3 separate regions of the Homo sapiens genome follow, and regions 2 and 3 are each linked to region 1. The links are chromatin contacts, found by Hi-C or POLR2A ChIA-PET in ENCODE. All regions are on one chromosome and are shown on one strand. Each heading gives the region's core, a stretch centred on a gene start or an enhancer-like site at or near the end of the contact. The rest is flanking DNA. Distances are from core to core; before and after follow the strand shown.

Region 1 (3,250 bases), core at 560-3,059:
CTTTGCACAGGCTGTCCCCTCTGACTGCAATGTTCCTCTCCACTGATTTGCATGAGGTTGGCTCCTTCTCATACTTCAGGTCTCAGTTCAAATGTCACCATGTCACTTCTATAGCAAAGCCCTCTTGGACCACTTATCTAAAGGAGATGCCCCTTCCCTATGTTCTTTATCATTATACTCCCTCGTTTCCTTTAGCTTGCATATCTTAGATGGTAATGATATATTTATGTACATGTTTGCTGTTGGGCTCTCCTAATAGAATGTAAGATTCATGAAGGCTAGGACCATTTCCCTTTCATTCATTCCATCCAGTCAGTATTTATTGAGCATCAATTACGTGCCAGAGGCCGGGCGCGGTGGCTCACGCCTGTAATCCCTGCACATTGGGAGACTGAGGCAGGTGGATCACCTGAGGTCAGGAGTTCCAGACCAGCCTGGCCAACATGGTGAAACCCTGTCTCTACTAAAAATACGAAAATTAGCCGGGCGTGGTGGTGGGCACCTGTAATCCCAGTTACTTGGGAGGCTGAGCCAGGAGAATTGTTGGAGCCTGGGAGGCAGAGGTTGCAATGAGCCAAGACTGCGCCATTGCACTCCAGCCTGGGCAACAAGAGTGAAACTCCATCTTGAAATAAAATAAAATAAAATAAAATAATAAAAACATGCCATATACTGGGCACGGAAATACAAGATGAGTCTTTTCCCAAGGGAGCTCATTTCTAGAGGTGGAGACAGATAATGAACTCATCATATAGCCCGCACTCTATTTGAAATTGCAACAATTCCCCTTCCCTTCCCTGTCCCCCCACCACCCCCAAATTTCCTGGTGTATGAGACAGTGATAAAGGACGTACACCAGAGGGTTTGCTTTTTTGTTTTTGTTTTTTTGGTTGTTTACTGTTCTTGTCTTCCCACTGGAATGTAAGGTCCATGAGAGTAGGGAATTTTTGTCTGTTTTATATCTCTACCCTGGCCTATAGTAATTGTTGAATAAATGAATAGACCCCAATAAATATTTGTTGAATGAATAGGTGTCCAGATGGGAGGAAGGTCTCAGCCCCTATTCAATTCAAACCAAACAACTTTGATTCAAATCTCGGTGCTGTCAAATACTGTTGCATAACAGTATTTATGCAGTATAATTATTGCATACCTAATATATGATGATTAAATGAGTCCATGTGGGTTAAACACATAGAAGGTACCTGGTCTTACATAGTAATGAGCAACGAGTTTGCAGATCATAGTGCGAGGGCTCGTTCTGGGTAGAGGCCCAAATACATTTAACCTGTGTAGCCAGAAGGTAGAGTAGGACCAGTGAGGGCTAGTGAGGGAGGTAGACTTGCACGTCATGAAATGAAAAACTTTCTAAAAGCCGGCGTTTCCAAAGCCCCAACAACCGCTCTTGGCCAGGTGATGAGCGCCCTGTTCCTGGAGGTATGTAGAACACGCATTTGAAGGCGCCAAGGTACAAGGGATTCAGGCATCGGATGGGACAGAGGCCGGGTGTCCCTGGGTCACCGTCCCTGAGAGCGCTGTACGGGAGCTAGGCGTGGGCCATGAGCGTGCTCGCCTGGCAGTGTTGGTGCCCGGTCCGTGGAGACGTCCGTGGGCGTCCAGACCCAGCCGCGGGGCCTCATGGCGGGGAGGATGCGGGAGCGGGGGAGGGGCGCGCCAGGGCTAGCGGGCGGCCGGACCCGCTGCAGCACCCGCCGTGGCCAGCAGGGAGCGCCGCGAGACCGCCGAACCCGCGGCCGGGCCTGACGTCAGCGCCCCGCTTGCTCCGGCTCGCGCTCTGGACTCGGCGCCAGTCCCGCTCCGCGCCGCGCCGCTCCGCTCCGGCTCGGGCTCCGGCTCGCCTCGGGCTGGGCTCGGGCTCCGGGGGCGGCGTCCCCCGCGCCGGGCCCCGGGACGGGCGGCGACGCTCCAACCATGGCCCGTGCCCAGGCGCTCGTGCTGGCACTCACCTTCCAGCTCTGCGCGCCGGAGACCGAGACTCCGGCAGGTAAGCGCGCGGCGGCCGGACCGAGCCTGCCCCGCCGAGCCTCGGGGCCCGTGGCGTAGCTCGGAAGAAAGTGTGAGTGTTGAGTGACCGGGCGTTACGAGCGTGCTCCCTGTGTGTGTCTGAGCGTAGGATGGGCGATTGTGTGCCCGGGGTGTTGCGTGACTGCGAATGTTGTGTGTCCGTGAGTTCTGTGCGCAAGAAAAGGTGATGTGTGTCGGCGAGTATGTTGGGGGTGAATGTTGTGTGCATCGAGGCATTGGGTGTGCGCTGAGTGTCTTGTGGGTCTGCCAGTGTGTAGTGTTTGTGTGGCCAAGTGGGTTGTGTGTGCATCTGAGTTTGGTTGTGTTGCGGGAGTTGTATCTGCTAATGTGTTGCATTTGTTTGCATTTTGTATGCCTGGCCGGGAGTGCTGTTTGTTTTGTGTCTGCGAGTGGGTTGTGTGTTTGTGTTATGCCTGTGGCCAAGGGTGCTCTCTGGATCCCGCCTGAGTGTGGATCCGGGAACGCGTGTGTGGCGTGTGTGCTTTTGAGATCCGTGTACATGTGTGAAGGCGTGGGAACGGGTCCGGAACGTGTGTGTCCGTGCGCTGTGTACGTGTGGGGAGTGTCTAGGGTATGTGGTGTGTGCTGCCGGGGGCCGCGTGGGTCCGAGTGAATGCCAAGTGTGCCGGGAATGCGTGTGTGGGAGCGAGTCTGGAACGGATGTGAGTGTGTGCGAATGTGTCCGTGTGTGCTGGCTGCGCGTCCAGGAATGTTGCGAGTGTGGAGCGCGCCTGGGCCGCGGCTGCGAGTGTGCCCTGGTCCCGGGGCCGCCCGAGGGGGCGGTGGCAGGACGTGTGTGCGCGCGTGTGCGTGTGCGCGTGTGTGGCGCGCTGGGCCGGAACAAGTTGTCGCGGCGGCGCCCCCTGGGCTGCCCGGGTCGGGCAGGGCCCGAGGCTCAGGGGAGGACCGGGCCCCGCGGCCGCCGCCTCGGGCATGTCGGACTGTTTGTTGTTTCGCAAGTTCCGCGCGGCGCTGGCGGGCGGCTGATCCGAGGCGGCGCCGGGGCTGCGGGGCGCCCGGGCCAGCGGGCCCCAGCGAGGGGCCGGCGGGCGGGCAGGGGAGGGCCGGACCGGCGGGCGCTCCTGCGGTGGCCGGGCCGCGGCTGCGCCCCGGGCGGCCGGGCGGGGGCTGTCCCCGGGCTGGGCTGCGACGTCCGGGCGCGGGCAGGGCCTGGCTCGCCGCCGGGGGACGGCGCCCCCTCCCT
Region 2 (3,567 bases), core at 791-3,290, 1.3 Mb after region 1:
AGTGTTTGGGGAGGTGTCTGATCATGTCTATGTTCTCTCTGCCTGAGCCTAGCCTCATGCAGCCTCCTCTGATCTGCAGCCAGCATATCCTCTGCTCCCAAGACTGTGCCCAGCACAGCAGGGTGCTTAGTAAATATCCATATTTTAATACTATAGTCACCACGTTGTACAATAGATCTCTTGAACTTATTCCCCTTATATAACCGAAATTTTACATCCTTTGACCAACATCTCACCAACCCCCATACACATATTTTGTTTGTTTGTTATAGAGTTTCACTCTTTTCTCTAGGCTGGAGAAAAGCAGCACGATCTTGGCTCACTGCAACTTCTGCTCCCCGGGTTCAAGCCATTTTCCTGCCTCAGCCTCCAGAGTAGCTGGGATTACAGGCATGCACCACCACGCCTGGCTAATTTGGTATTTTTAGTAGAGACAGGGTTTCGCCATGTTAGCCAGGCTGGTCTCAAACTTCTGACTTCAGATGATCTACCTACCTCAGCCTCCCAAAGTGCTAAGATTTTAAGAATAATTAAGAATGAACAAGTCCTTCAATTAAAATGAAATTAATGTAATTGTCCTTTCAAAGATGACCCCCTGTCCTCTAAACAGGCAGCCCCAGATTCATAGCTGCCTGCTCTGGCATTTTCCCTTGGAGGTCTAAAACCCATCTTCAGCTTTCTTGTTTAAAACAGGGCTATTTCCTCCCTTGAACTGACTCTTCTCCCACCTTACCCAGCCCAGGGCACAGCTTCACCCCACCCCACACTGACCACAAGCCCTGGAGTCCCCTTGATCACTCCTGTCCTCTGCCCTCTGCCCTCTGCATCTGATCCATCCTGCAGCTCTTTGAGATACTCCTTCCAAAATGCATCCCACTCCGGTCATGTCCCTTCATCTCTGCCCACTGCCCAGTCCAGGCCTCTCATCTGGCCTGCCCACAGCTACAGCCTCCCTGACATCCCCTGCCCCCATCCCTGCCTGGTTCACAGGTGGAATCATGTTGCTCCTCTGCTTAAAAGTCAGCCATTGCCTCCGGCTAAACTTGGAATAAAACCCAAGCTTCTCACCCAGCCCTCACGGCCATGGGATCTGGCCTCACCTGCCTCTCAATCATTTGGCCCTACAGTTCCCTCTCCCAGGAGCTCCCTCCCCTGGCTTTTCTCATGCTGGTTCCTTCTCAGCCTCAGCTGTCAATTTCAACATTGTCTCCTCCAAATCATCTTCCCTGAGCACTGTGCTAAGGTCACCCTTCCCCCTGCACAGGGGTGTCCCTTCCCACCCTCGCTTCACCCTTGTCCCCTCTACTCTGTGCTTCTGGGTGGCAGCCCTTATCGGCTACATCAAGGGGCTCCTCATCCTCTGGCTTCAAGGTGAGTTTGGTTAACAGGGAGCCCCAGCAGGAGATCAAGGAAGGAGGAGGAGAGGAAGGTTGGGGTGTTTATCCCCTGACAAGGTCCTGCCCTGGGAAGAGCTAAGGCTAGCTTTCCTCAGACTGCAGCTTTCAGCTCCTGTTATCATGTGGTCCCTCCCCACCCAGCCCCCTGGCAGGGCTCCTCCACCCAGCTTTCTCCATCTCCGGGTTCCACTCATTGCTCCTCCCCGCACCCTCGCAAACCCAAGGGTGGTAATGGAGCCCTCTGTTGCCGGATGCCAGGAAACAGCACCATCTCCAGGATTTCCTTATGCCCTGCCCATGCCTTCGCCTTCTTGGTCTCTTTTTTACACTCTCCAAAAATTGCCTGACTTGACTGTGCCATCTCATCTGTCCCTTGCCACATCCCCACTGACACACTGCCCACCCTCCTCACTTCCGTCTCCTCACCCTGTCCAATTCCCCCACGGAACTTCTCACTTCCCAGCATGATTGCTTGTGTACTATCTGCATCCCCCACCAGAACACAAGCTCCATCTGAGACGGGGATTCATTGCATCATATGTCAGCGGAATAGAGAAAACACATGCTCACACCTCCTAACTCTGCTCAAACTCGCAGGGAAGCCCAGCCAATTCTGTGAAAGTTCATGGTGAAATCACATTGACTTTTAAATGCCTGCACACGGCATTTCCCAAACTGGGATCAGGCAACACTCATTTAGGAGGTGTTGGCAAGCAGTTGGCAACCTGATACCGACAGACCATATCTGCCAGGTTGTCCTCATTTCACCGAGCGCCTCTGACAATTTCATCTCCCGCTATCATGACCTCAAGTCTGTCCACTGGCCCCAGTCCAGACTGGGAAAGCCCTCATGCGCCAGCCCCTCTGAAGCCCAGGGAGTTCCAGCATGAGGCCTTTGCTCCATGGGCTTCATTTCACTGCTGTCTCCACACCCCTCAAAACCACGTGGGCCAAGGCAGAGCCAAGACTACATCAGCCATGGGTCAGGAGATCAAATCCTGGTCTCTGTTCTGTCACCAACTTACTATGTGACTTTGAGCAGGTTGAATTCCCACCCTGTACCTCGGTTTCCCCAAATTCTCCTGCTGTTCCTGCTGCCTGGAATTACCTTCCCAGTGAGCAGGTTGGATCATACATTCTCCTAGCACGTCCCTGCACTGGTGGTGAGACATTGCTCAGAGAGATTAAACTGGCATAGTTCCTGTTGATGGTCATCTTTCTTTAGAAGGTGAGAAAGGAGAAAAAAATGTCAGCTTGGCTATGACACATAACCACTATGATCAGACAGCAAAAGACCCAAGCTCGTGCTGGTCTCTGCTGGCCTGACTGCCAGCATGATTTAGTTCCCAGGGTAAGTAAACTCCTCCTTTCTGGATGAGATGAAGCCTTGAGACAATAAAAATGTGCCCCTCCTCCAATATGTAGGTGATAGTACCAGCTAAGCCAGAGAGGAGGGATGAGGCCCCTTCTTGATGACATAGCCTTTTGGGAGATGGACCAACAAGAAGGTGCTGAACCTGATGATGGGGAGCTGTGGGAATGGGAGAGCCAGCATCAGCCTCATGTTGCCACTGTCATCATGGCGTAGCCTCTGCTGTCCTGAGAGCTCTCTGTGGAGCAACTCACCTGACTCTCACAACAGCACCATGAGGAACTCAGGGTCAACACCATCACCATTTCCAGGTGAGAACAAGGTTTCAGGGCTATATCTCTTGCCCAAAGCCACAAGCTTGTAAGTGGCTATAAAAAGACCATGACAGCACCAAGCCCCAGCCAAGAGCTTGTTCTGTGTTTGCTGATTGATGCACTGACACCCGGTGTGGTCCTTACTGTTCCCTTTGCATCAAGCAACCAAGGACAAGGGCCCAGCCACCATGAGTCAGAGTCTAGGTGGGGCCACTGGCATCACACCTGTCACCTGGCTCACATATGTCACCTGGCACCTCCTGCCACCTGGCCCAGATCATGAGGACCAGTGTTTCAGAGCTAGGGAATGGAGAGTGTTTGGGGAAGGAAGCTAGGGAATGGGGAGTGAATGGGGAAGGAAAGGGGGTGACATTGCCTCCCCCTTCATCAAGAAGGCTGCTGTGAACTCCATTTTCATTCCCTTTTTTGGTGGGTCTGAGGTTCACACAGCCACAATCGTTCAGCCCTGTGGGTGGGTCAGGGC
Region 3 (3,546 bases), core at 816-3,315, 1.9 Mb after region 1:
TGTATTTTTAGTAGAGATGGGGTTCCACCATGTTGGTCAGGCTGGTCTTGAACTCCTGACCTCAAGTGATCCGCCCACCTCAGCCTCCCCAAGTGCTGGGATTACAGGCATGAGCCACCACTCCCATCCCTTTTTTAATTTTTAAAATTCATTTTTTAGAGATGGGGTCCTACTCTGTCACCTAGGCTGGGAGGCAGTGGTACAATCACATAGCTCACTGCAGCCTTGAACTCCTAGACTCAAGTGATCCTCCCACCTCAGCCTCCTGAATTGCTGGGATTACAGGTGTGCTTTTACCACACCCAGCTTCCTAAGTCTTAACTGCAATCTCATGAAAGATTCTGGCCAGCACCACTCAGCTAAGCTGCTCCTGAATTTCTGACCCACAAAAACTGTGGGAAGTAATGTTTGTTGGTTTTAGCCACTGTTTTGGGGTGATTTGCTATGCGAGCAATAAAAAATTAAGAGTCCCCCAAGTTTTAGGGTAGTGGTTCATGGCTCTGGCTAGGCATCAGAATTCCCCATGAATGTTAAGAAAAAAATGCAAAGGAATTTGCCGTGAAACAATATGTGTTCAGTGGTTAGAGACTGAGCTCAGGAGTCAGAGAGGCTGGACTTGAATGCGGATGCTGCCACTTACTAGCTGTGTAGACTTGGGTAAGTGACTTTATCTATGCCAGCTTTCGTTTCTCCATCTATAAGCTGGTGGTAATAGAACTTACTTTCTTAGGATTGTTAGGAAGACTAACAAGAGCATTTATGTTGATTCTGTCCAGTAGGTAAGCTGTAAGAAAGAAATCTAGGGCCTTGTCTGTCCTGTTCACTGCTGTAGCCCAGTATCTAGGACAGTTCCTGGAACATAGTAGGTATTCATTAAGCATTTCTTTTTCTTTTTCTTTTTCTTTTTCTTTCTTTTCTTTTTTTTTTTTTTTTTTTTTTTTTTGAGACAGAGTCTCACTCTCTTGCCCAGGCTGGAGTGCAGTGGCACGATCTTGGCTCACTGCAACCTCTGCCTGCCAGGTTCAAGTGATTCTCCTGCCTCAGCCTCCTGAATAGCTGGACCACAGGCATGTGCAACCACAGCTGGTTAATTTTTAAATTTTTTGTAGACACAGTATCTTGCTATGTTGTCTAGACTGGCCTTGAACTTCTGGGCTCAAGCAATCCTCCCATTTTGGCCTCCAGAGTGCTGGGATTACAGGTGTGAGCCACTTCCCCAGGCCCCTTGTTTATTTATGGTGTGCATCCTCCCAGGAGACATCCTCACCAAGAGCAGGGATTACTGTCTGTTTAGTTCACTGCTTATTCACAATTTCTGGCACATAGCAGGTGCTTAATAAACATTTGAAGGATGAATTCAGATGCGTGGGCTCCAGGTTCCAATGAATTATAACCTGTTACGCAGGTAGAGCCCAGGAATCTGTATTTTATTTAAAAAATTTATACGTATATATGTTTATAAACTTTATTTTAGGAGACAGGATCTCACTATGTTGCCCAGGCTAGACTCAAACTCCTGGTCTCAAGGGATCCTCTTGTCTCAGCCTCCCAAGTAGCTAGGACTACAGGTGCACCCCACTGAGCCTAGTGGAATCTATATTTTATTTTATTATTATAAATTATTTTTGAGACAGAGTCTTGCTCTGTTGCCCAGGCTGGAGGGCAGTGGTGCGATCTCAGCTCACTGCAACCTCCGCCTCCTGGGTCCAAGCAATTATCATGCTTCAGCCTCCCCCATAGCTGGGATTACATGTGTGGGCCACCACGCTTGGCTAATGTTTGTATTTTTAGTAGAGACGGGGTTTTGCCACATTGGCCAGGCTGGTCTTGAACTCCTGGCCTTTAGTGATCCGCCGACCTCAGCCTCCCAAAGTGTTGGTATTACAGGCATGAGACACTGTGCCTAGCTGTATCTGTATTTTAGAAAGGCATCCCAAGTATAGTGAAGGTTGAGAAGCTCTATCCCAGAATGTCAGCAGTAAAGCAGCCAATGAGTATCATGCAAGCAAAGTCCAGCCCTCTCATTTCACAGATGACATCACCAAGAGCAGAGTGAGAGTAGTTCCCCAAGGTCACAGGTTGTTGACAGAGAAAGAACTAGTGCCAACAGTAGTGTCGGATACCCAACACAAGGCTCCCTGGAGCTCCAGCTGGCCTGGGCCTGCTCAGTCTCATTCCAGGGCTGACTGAGGGGAACTGCTGAGTCACTGGAACTGAGGCCCAAGGCAGGGTGTGGCCTCCATCGCCTGGTTAGGGGTGGGGCAGAGTGGGACTGCCCCCACCTCCTCTGGGTGACTGAGGCTGAGGCCGGAAGAGGGACAGGCAGAGAGCTCAGACTGCCTCCCCATTCGTGGGACCCCCTCCCTTCACGTGAAACCACCTTTGCAAAGATTGTAACTGAGGAAATTATGACAGTGAAAGGGATCTGACCTAACCGACACCATCTTGCTTTTAACCTCTAAGCTGCCCTTGTTCATTCTTGGGTGTAGGCCAAAGTAACCTTGGGAAGGAATTCAGTTTATACTTTAACTTTGAAACAAAAATTATAATAGCCCTTTCCCGAAATAAACCCCCTTCTTTTTTTTTTCTGAGACTGAGTCTTGCTCTGCTGCCCAGGCTGGAGTGCACTGGTGCGATCTCAGCTCACTGCAAGCTCTGCCTCCCGGGTTCACGCCATTCTCCTGCCTCAGCCTCCCCAGTAGCTGGGACTACAGGTGCCTGCCACCACGTCCGGCTAAATTTTGTATTTTTTTAGTAGAGATGGGGTTTCACCGTGTTAGCCAGGATGGTCTCGATCTCCTGACCTCGTGATCCACCCACCTTGGCCTCCCAAAGTGCTGGGATTACAGGCGTGAGCCACTGCACCCGGCTGAAATAAACCCCCTTCTTGCCTGGGGACCGGTCTGCCTTCATAGGACTAAGAAATTATTGGCCGGGCACGGTGGCTCACGCCTGTAATCCCAGCACTTTGGGAGGCCGAGGCAGGCAGATCACGAGGTCAGGAGATCAAGACCATCCTGGCTAACACGGTGAAACCCCATCTCTACTAAAAATACAAAAAATTAGCTGGGCACGGTGGCAGGCGCCTGTAGTCCCAGCTACTCGGGAGGCTGAGGCAGGAGAATGGCGTGAACCCGGAAGTTGGAGCTTGCAGTAAGCTGAGATCACGCCACTGCACTCCAGCCTGGGTGACAGAGCAAGACTCCGTCTCAGAAAAAAAGAAAAAAAGAAATTACATGATTAGAAATTATGGTTTATTGGGAGGCCAAGGCGGGCAGATCACCTAAGGTCAGGAGTTCAAGACCAGCCTGGCCAACATGGTGAAACCCCATCTCTACTAAAAATACAAAAATTAGCTGGGTGTATGATGGTGGGCGCCTGTAATCCTAGCTACTCAGGAGGCTGAGGCAGGAGAATCGCTTGAACCTGGGAGGCGGAAGTTGCAGTGAGCCGAGATCCTGTTACTGCACTCCAGCCTGGGTGACAGAGCAAAACTCAGTCTCAAAAAAAAAAAAAAATTACGGTTTAAGAACCATGCAGGCTCTG

The links. Hi-C counts contacts between places; a loop is a spot of excess contacts on that map. ChIA-PET counts read pairs that join two places held with the same protein, here RNA polymerase II (POLR2A). Pooled maps may share reads with other maps.
Region 2: a map of psoas muscle shows a loop between it and region 1 (4-fold over the local background). The contact joins the enhancer-like site here to the promoter of PTPRU in region 1. A Hi-C loop is called at or near these places in 3 of 168 maps with a recorded cell type or tissue (gastrocnemius medialis, prostate gland and psoas muscle) and 8 of 50 pooled maps. POLR2A ChIA-PET finds 5 or more read pairs at or near these places in 2 of 52 experiments (OCI-LY7 and activated naive CD8-positive, alpha-beta T cell).
Region 3: a loop to region 1 is called in a map of naive thymus-derived CD4-positive, alpha-beta T cell, with 6 times the contacts of the local background. The contact joins the enhancer-like site here to the promoter of PTPRU in region 1. A Hi-C loop is called at or near these places in 1 of 168 maps with a recorded cell type or tissue (naive thymus-derived CD4-positive, alpha-beta T cell) and 6 of 50 pooled maps.

The regions. Positions count from the first base shown.
Region 1 is chr1:29,234,713-29,237,962 of GRCh38, forward strand. It overlaps PTPRU (protein tyrosine phosphatase receptor type U), which reads left to right and starts at 1,810. Exons shown (of 30, transcript NM_133178.4): 1 at 1,810-2,005. The coding sequence starts at 1,933. RefSeq lists a silencer at 1,613-1,932.
Region 2 is chr1:30,520,596-30,524,162 of GRCh38, forward strand. No RefSeq gene overlaps it. Among named protein-coding and RNA genes, the nearest start is that of MATN1-AS1, 200 kb to the right of the region's middle. Within about 2 kb of position 2,041, at least 7 of the 41 ENCODE cell types and tissues checked have a DNase peak (open chromatin) inside an H3K27ac peak, as active enhancers do; they include gastrocnemius medialis and psoas muscle, where a contact is called at or near this core.
Region 3 is chr1:31,168,791-31,172,336 of GRCh38, forward strand. No RefSeq gene overlaps it. Among named protein-coding and RNA genes, the nearest start is that of NKAIN1, 69 kb to the right of the region's middle. RefSeq lists an enhancer at 2,117-2,366. Within about 2 kb of position 2,066, at least 26 of the 41 ENCODE cell types and tissues checked have a DNase peak (open chromatin) inside an H3K27ac peak, as active enhancers do.